Linked DNA regions of Homo sapiens: region 1 is linked to region 2. Evidence: chromatin contacts called from ENCODE Hi-C data. All regions are on one chromosome and are shown on one strand. Each heading gives the region's core, a stretch centred on a gene start or an enhancer-like site at or near the end of the contact. The rest is flanking DNA. Distances are from core to core; before and after follow the strand shown.

Region 1 (3,794 bases), core at 1,210-3,709, 870 kb after region 2:
GCTTCTGGGTCCTAGATCTCCTTCCCATCACACACCTCACACATCACTGGCCCAGAAGACAGGGTCTCCTAGGTGCTCAGGGCTGGGGCCAGCTCAGAATGGGGAAAGCCTTCCTTTAAGGGTCAGGGCAGCCTGATCTGCACAGGCAGATCTCCAGGAGGGCGTACACCTAATTCCTGGGAATCACCCATGGTGCTGGGGCAGGGGGTGTTAGATCTAGCCTCACTCCTGTAGAATGGGCCTGGACGCTGAGTACAGCTGGGTGGGCCCACAAGGGGTGGGGCCTAGAAATCTAGCCAAAATGGGGTACCCCAAACAAGGGCAAAAGTCAGTTCTTTGTAGAGCAGAAGCTCGAAGGAAATGCTCAAAACCGGGGGACAATAAAAATTCCAAAAGGACAGGATTTGGGGCCTTCTGGGCCTAGGCCAAGGTGGATAAAACATGGGCCCTGGAGGATTTGGGGATGGCAGGAATGGTGGGGGGAAAGGATGTATTATCTAGGGGAAGGAATCCTTAGGCCTGTCTTACCCATCCTTCCCATCTCCTCCACCTCCCAAGGGTAGTTCTGTCCAGAGCAGGTTAGGAGGTGAAGAGCAGGCTAGGTAGGGGTGGTGGGGAGGAAGGCTGGTGCAGAACTGTGTGCGGCCTGGTCGCCGGGTACCTGGGTCTCGGAGAGGTTAAGCTGCCGGGCGAGCTCGGTCCTCTCGCGGCCCACCACGTACTGGCAGCGCTGGAACTCCATCTCCAGCCGATAGAGCTGCTCCGCGGTGAAGGACGTGCGCGTCCTCTTAGGCCGGTCCAAGTCCAGGCCCTTGGGCAGGATGATCTCTCGGATGGACCCCTTGGCATCTGGGGAAGGGGAGATGTCAGCCGCCAGAACCCTCCCGTCCCCCTCCACCTCCTTGGCCCGAGCTGGATTTGGGGACACAGTCCCCAGAAGCGTGCAGTTTTGGGGATGGGGGGCGGGGTGCGGAGCGCGACCACAACCAGGTAGCAAAGACACTGTGTGGAGGGCAAGGGGCCTAACTCCATACCGCTGACCGAAGGAGGGACCACACTTTGTCTTTTTGTAGAGTCCTCCAGACAGGGGAGAGAAAAAAATCCAATCAATTCCACATAGGCGGACGTTTCTTCCGGCCTGGGGGGGCCTCGGCTGAGCCTTCCGGGTCCCCTGTAGCCTGAGGGTACCCTTGTCGCCCCGCCCGGGTCCTGCGGGCCCCAGCTCTGGGCTTGCCGACCAGACCGTGATCCAGACGTCCCCACCCCCACCCTCGAGTCTCCTTCCCTCCGGAGTCCGCGCGGCGGAAGGAGGAGGGACTGAGTCGGGGCCGGCCGGGCCCGGAGATCTGCTGCTGGCTGGGGCGGCGCCGGGCCGGGGCCCGGCCTCGCAGCCTCCGCCGCCGGGGCTAAGTGCACGCCGCGCCATCCGAGAGCGGCAGAGCAGAGCACCAAAGCGGCAACCGCGGCTCCGTAACCAAGCCCAGCTGCCTCTCCCGGCGGCAGCGGTCGGGCACCGATCGCGGCCGTGGGGTCCTCGGCCCAGTGCACTAACTGGCAGGGCCGTAGCCCGCGATCGGCAGCTGTTCTCCGGGGCTCGCGTTCCCCCTTGGGTGCGCTCAGCCCTCCAGAGCGCGGGAGTCCCCTGGCCGGCTCCCGGCAGGTCGTCCGGCCCTTGGAGCGCGCACACCTCCTCCCGGAGTTTTCTGCTCCTTTCCCGGGTCGGAGGCCGCAGCCCGATGCCCGGCCGCACCCGCGCAGCCCCTCATCTCCCCCCGCAGCCCGGTCAGCGGGGCCCCTCCGGGCGTGGAGGGCCGAGGCCCCTGGAGAGCGCACCGGAGAGTCCCAGGCGCTTGTCCCCAGCCGGACTCGGGGCGGGGAGGGCCAACAACTTTCTCCCAAGTCCCAGCCGGCACTCCTTCCCACCGGCCTGTGTCGGCGGCAGCGCGCAGCTCCGGCCCCGGAGTCGACCCCAAAGAACGCGCCTGGCAGCCCTGCCCATCCCTACCTCGGACCAGGATCCGGCGGCAGTAATCCGGGTCCGCTGCGGAATTGGATTTACTTTTGTTACAATCCTCAGCAGCGCCCGACGCTGAGAAGGCGCCCTGCGGCTCCTTGAGGAAGGCGGCTGGGAGGTTCCCCTCCGCGCCCTTGCTCTCCCGACTCTCCTTGTGCGCGTTCTTCGAGACCCGGGCAGCCTCGGCGTCCGAGTGGCATCGAACGTCCATTTTGTCTGGTTTCCCGAACATAGGCAAGAACAACAACAAAAACAGAAAGGAAAAAAAAAGCAAAAAAAAAAAAAAGGGGGGGGGGCGGAGAAGGAAAAAAAAAAGAGGAAAAAGGGGACAAAACCCCCGACAACGCGGCCCGTACGCCCGGCCCGGCGACAGGCAAGGGGCAAGAATGAATGTCCCCGCGGGGAGGCTTCGGCGGCCGCGCGCGGGTCAGCGGCGACGGGAGAGTGGCGCGCTCGCCGAGAGGCGGCCAGTCTGGTCCAGGATCCTGGTGGAGCTGCGGCGAGGCCGCCTCGTCAGCACCCGCGTCCTCTGAGCACGTCCAGTGTCCCCAGCCTGGCGATCAGGTAGCGAACAGCGCAACTCCGAAATGCTGCGGCTCCCGCCTGTTTCTGAGACGGCGAGTTGTAGTTGTCCGACACCCGGGGGGACGCACACTCGCTGTTGCAATTGATTACGGGTAATTTCGCAGCCCCCACGTTTCGGTTACCTCATGAATACACTAAATTGTTTGGATAATATATCAGATCGTAATGGATGGTTTCTGTCCTTGTCCCCAATCAAGTAGGGGTTTAGCCAGTGAATAAACGGAAATGATTGGTCTTGCTTTCAGGAAACACACAATCAAAGACCCACACTTCCAGAAAAACTTTTGACAAGATTCATCCTGAATTGTTAGTACCATTAGCAGGCATTATTAACTTTCCTTTTGCCTTTGACCCTCCTGCTCACATACTGGCTAGAGGGGTTTTCTCCACACTCGCCAGATAGAGCTGAATGAGGGTTGGGCGGCGGGGGGGTGTGGGGGGAGAAAAAAAAAACCCTGCGCACCCTGCGGCAGAAGAAAGCAGTTGTCTGGGAGTGGGGGATGGGGGACAGAGCGGGGGGAGAAAGTTTTCCCAAAAAGTATCTCCCTTGCACTCTAAAAAAGCCAAGATTTTCCCCTAAACAACTCCTTCTTAACACACCTCGACGCAGACAGCCATCTTAAACTGCCACCTCTCTTCATTTAGTTCCAGTTGGATTTTTTCATGCCTGCACCTCCAGCAGCCCTGAGGCAGCCCATTCAAAGGGCAGCTTTGTACTCAGAGTCCAGCAGGAGAGAGAGGGGGAGAGGGAGAGACGGCCGAGAAATCTCAACTGTGAGATCTGCTTCAAAAAAAAAAAAAAAAAGTTTTCCCCTAGCTATTTCATTGTCTCTGCTACAATATCTTTGAGAAAAGCAACAGCCAGTAATCCAATAAGAGCATTGATTAGGCTACAATGATTCAATTCAAGCGCATGGCCTTGTGCAAGGAGCATGCTCCAGCCCTTCTCGTCACCTTGCCGGGGCAGAAGCCCTCTCCACGCCGCTCTCCCCATTCATTCCTTTATGGGAAATGCGGAGCAAAAGGAGTGAAAGATGGCAATTATCTAATTGGACTATTAACAAACAGTCCTCTGAGTGCGGCGGTCTGGCGTGGCTCCTGGGCGGGGGAAGGGCCGTGTTCCCTGCCCTCATTCACAAAGAGTGCAGGGGCCGGGGAGGAAAGGGGTTTTTTAAAGGGGGTGGGTGGGGGGAGA
Region 2 (3,633 bases), core at 121-2,620:
GGATTCGCGATCCCATTCCCCAAAAAGACACTTCTTCCTTCCACATCCACCACACCCGCGCCCCAATTTTGGTGCGGAGGGCGGGGTGGGCTGCTGCAAGCGACCCTAGGAAAGACTCAGAGGGTAAGAAAGCCCGCGGCGGGCCTCGACTTACCCAAGAGCGGCAGCGCGAAGTACAGGGTCGCCAGGAACATGGTGCCGGCGCGGGGCTGGTCCCCGCCCCCCCAAAAAAATCCCGAGCCGCCGCTGGGTCTTGCCGAGGGAGCTCAGCGTGCAGCGATCCCCGGACAGCTGTGCTGCTCTGGCCGCCCAAAGTTCAGCTCCATCCAGTGAAAGAGGAAACTCCGGGTCTGGCAGCAGCCACCGCCGCCGGCGACTCAGCTCCGGGATGGCGAGGGCGGGAGGCGGTTCCGCTTTTAGGGGTTCAGGTCCGACCCAACCTGGAAGGGAGGGCGCGCTTTGAGATGAGAGCGGAGAGCGCCGGAGACTCCCCCCACAGAACCCTCTCCCCTCCCCCGTTCCCGCCTTTGGGGAATTTCCAACACCGGGGTGAGGACCCACCCCCACCCAGGTCGGGGTGCATGTGCGTGTTTTCCAGGGGCCGCTGACACGGGGATGGAGGTGAGGGCTGGAGAGGTCTGAAGAGGGTTCCTAAAGTCCAAGGGGGTGTCTGTTGGGTTCAACCCGAGACGCTGAACGCAAGCAAATAAATAAATAAACGGTACTTTCCGAGCGTCGCGAGCGGAGCCTGCAGCTGCCTGGAGTCCGAGCCCTCGGTGGCGGCGGCGGCAGCTCCCTAGCCAGCCCTGGCGCCGAAAGAGCCCCTTCTCCCGGGAAGTTGGCCTCCCCCTCCTCGCGTCAGCCAGCGAGCTCGCTCAGCCGCCGGCCCTCCCCACTCCGATCGCCAATCCCTAGCCCCAGTCGCCGCCCTCCTTCTCCCCGGGACTCGTCTCCCTCCAGAGGCCGCCAAGCCAGGGGGAACCGATGTCCCGACTGGGGCTGAAACCCGGTTCCTGCGCCCCTACCCCCTACCCGCCGCGCGTCCTCGGCTCCCTCCTGGGCGTCCGCTCCTCTCACACTCTCGCCCGGTGCCCAGGACTCGGGCGCTTCCGCACCCCAGCCCAGGGCGAGCGCGCCGGCCCGCAGTCCCGGCGTGCCCCGGCAGGTGCAGCCCGGCGCCACGAGCGCCCCCCGGGCCCTAAAGTTGGGAGACGCCAGCAAAAAGAAAGGGGTGGCCGGAGGAGGGGGGAAGAAGGAGTGGGGAAGAGGGACGGGAAGCGGCAATGGGTTCCCAAACAGAACGAAAAAAACTCCAAATGCCACCAACCTGGACTCAACCGACCGCGTCCAGCTGCGGCGAGGAGCCAGTTTGTTTATTTACTTATTTATTCTTTCAGGGCAATGGTGTCCCCGCCCCCTCCTTCCCTTTCCGGGCTCACTTTATCTGCGCTAGGAAAAGAAAAAAAAGAAAAAAAAATAGATGCGGTAATCTTCGAGAGCTCGAAGGGCCGAGTTGGGCCAGGACGATTTCCGAGCAGAGCCCTCGGCTCGGATGCTCGTTAGGGATGTTAGTGGTTATTGGAAGCGGCGCGGAGAATGGCGTGTTCCGAGGCCAGATTTCTTCTGGCCAGAGGACCCTCGGCCTGCTCCTGTTCCCGCCGCTCCGCAGCTCCAGCTCCCTCCTAAGCTCGCCCGCCAGGCAGCCGCAGCTGCACACGCCCGCTTGCGGTGGGACCCGCGGCCGGACCCGTACTCGCGCACAGGACACGCAGTGTTCTGCAGCCGGCCGCGGGTGCTGCCAGACACACACACTCTCTCTCTCTCTCTCTCTCTCTGTCTCTCTCTCTCTCTCTCTCTCTCACACACACACACAGACACACACACACACATACACGGGCACAAGGGCTCTTTCTTCTTAGGGCAATCGAGCCAGACCCTTCTTCGGAACACAAAGTTTTCCCCCACGTCACTAGTGGCTGTGATTCAAGACTTGGTGCTTTCAAGACACACTCAGACCCAGGACGCTGGAGCGGCGATCCTGGGATGCGCCCATCCGTTCGTCCACGCCAGCGCGTGCACACTCACACTCACACGCACACATGCACACGCAGTCTCTACCTCTCTCCTGGAGCTCCGACAAGGAGACAAAAGCGGAGCCCCCAGCCCACTGCATTTAAACCCGGCCAGACCTGGCTTTAGAAAATTTATAAGCTGACCTCCATTTTGGCTGTTTCGAGAGTAAATTAACAACAACAAAAAAAGCCTAACATGTACACAGCCCTTCGCCCCAACCCCTGGGACCGCTGGTTCCCAGTCGTGCTGCTCACCCCCCGCCCCCCACGCCTGACACACGCTCCCCTTCCCGCACGCCGGGGGGCGCCCGGGGCACCGAAGTCTACACTGGGTCGGGAGACCGGTCTAGGAGCCAGCCGGCAGTGCTCGGGATCTTTGCTGATGTCCAAGTTCATCTCTCGGGGAGACCGAGTTTGAATCAAATCTGCGTGCGCCCAGCTGTCAAATCTGCAAACCTATCACGCCAGACAATGGGCCGCCGCGGAGGACAGACAAGAATGGCTCATTTTGATCGAGGGGGGTAAATTGAAAAGGGCACGGGCTTTGGTTGAAGTTTGAGGCCCGGGTGTCAGGGCGGGGAGAAGAAGAGGAGGAAGGAGGAGGGTTGGGCCGCTCTCCATTCAACCACACATCAGCCAGGCGCGCCCCTCGGCTGCAGCGGCTGCTTGCAGGCGGGCTGCATATTGTGTGGAGTCGCCAAAGAGGGTCTGCGCCTCGGGGCGCGCCCCAAACCCGGGGGACATCCTACGGATCCGCACTTCTCTTGTGCTGTACGCGTGTTCCTCCAGGGTAAGTATGAGGAGACGGACGCCCTCATCAGACACCCCTCCTCCAACACACACACACCCATAGCCACATCATTCAGGGATACTCTAGTTCAGTGTATCAGTTTACACTTGGTTGTTGAGTAAACAAAGCAAACATATGTCACATTTTCGCGACAGATGGTTCAAACCAAGGGCTACTTAAGTTCTCTCTCTCTAACAGTCTAAGTTACAGGCTGAACTAAGCAGAAATGTAATTAAGTCATCTGATCAGTTTCTTCGACTTAAAATGTTTTCCCATATTTTCACAAACAAGCCAGATAAATCCTGGGGATGTGGTTTCAAGGAAAGGAGGGCTGAATATGAACTAAGACTTTGTGTGAAGACTCCGTTTCTCCCCGGTCACCCCAAACAGAAAATCCTCTTTCATTGTTCCATTTCGTAAGTGGAGGAGAATGTCTTCTTTTGGAAAATCAGTAATTGGAATTTCAATTTTCAATAGAGGGACTAGTGCTTACCGGTGCTGATTACTTGGGATAGTTGGATTACAATGAGGTTTAAGACATCATCCACATCTTTTGTAAATGTTCTTTGTTTAGAAATGACTTCATGTTACCCTATATATTCCACGGAATTCTTTTGAATCAAATTTTAACAGGGTGGGGGAAGGGTGAACTAAAAGCTCTCCCAGTGTAGAATATGGGACTTCTTTTTAAAATACAGATGATCTCCAACTTATGATGCTTCTACTTATATTTTTAGACTTTACCATGGTGCAAAAGCCATATACATTCAG

What was found. Hi-C counts contacts between places; a loop is a spot of excess contacts on that map. Pooled maps may share reads with other maps.
Region 1: a loop to region 2 is called in a pooled map, with 19 times the contacts of the local background. The contact joins the promoter of VAX1 here to the promoter of GFRA1 in region 2. A Hi-C loop is called at or near these places in 2 of 37 single-sample maps with no recorded cell type and 8 of 50 pooled maps.

Annotation. Positions count from the first base shown.
Region 1 is chr10:117,135,811-117,139,604 of GRCh38, forward strand. It overlaps VAX1 (ventral anterior homeobox 1), which reads right to left and starts at 2,460. Exons shown (of 3, transcript NM_001112704.2): 1 at 2,006-2,460; 2 at 662-849. The coding sequence starts at 2,246.
Region 2 is chr10:116,271,836-116,275,468 of GRCh38, forward strand. It overlaps GFRA1 (GDNF family receptor alpha 1), which reads right to left and starts at 1,371. Exons shown (of 11, transcript NM_005264.8): 1 at 1,328-1,371; 2 at 155-440. The coding sequence starts at 194. It overlaps LOC107984273 (a long non-coding RNA gene), which reads left to right and starts at 2,174. Exons shown (of 2, transcript XR_001747598.2): 1 at 2,174-3,633. RefSeq lists an enhancer at 1,536-2,373 and a silencer at 1,582-1,876.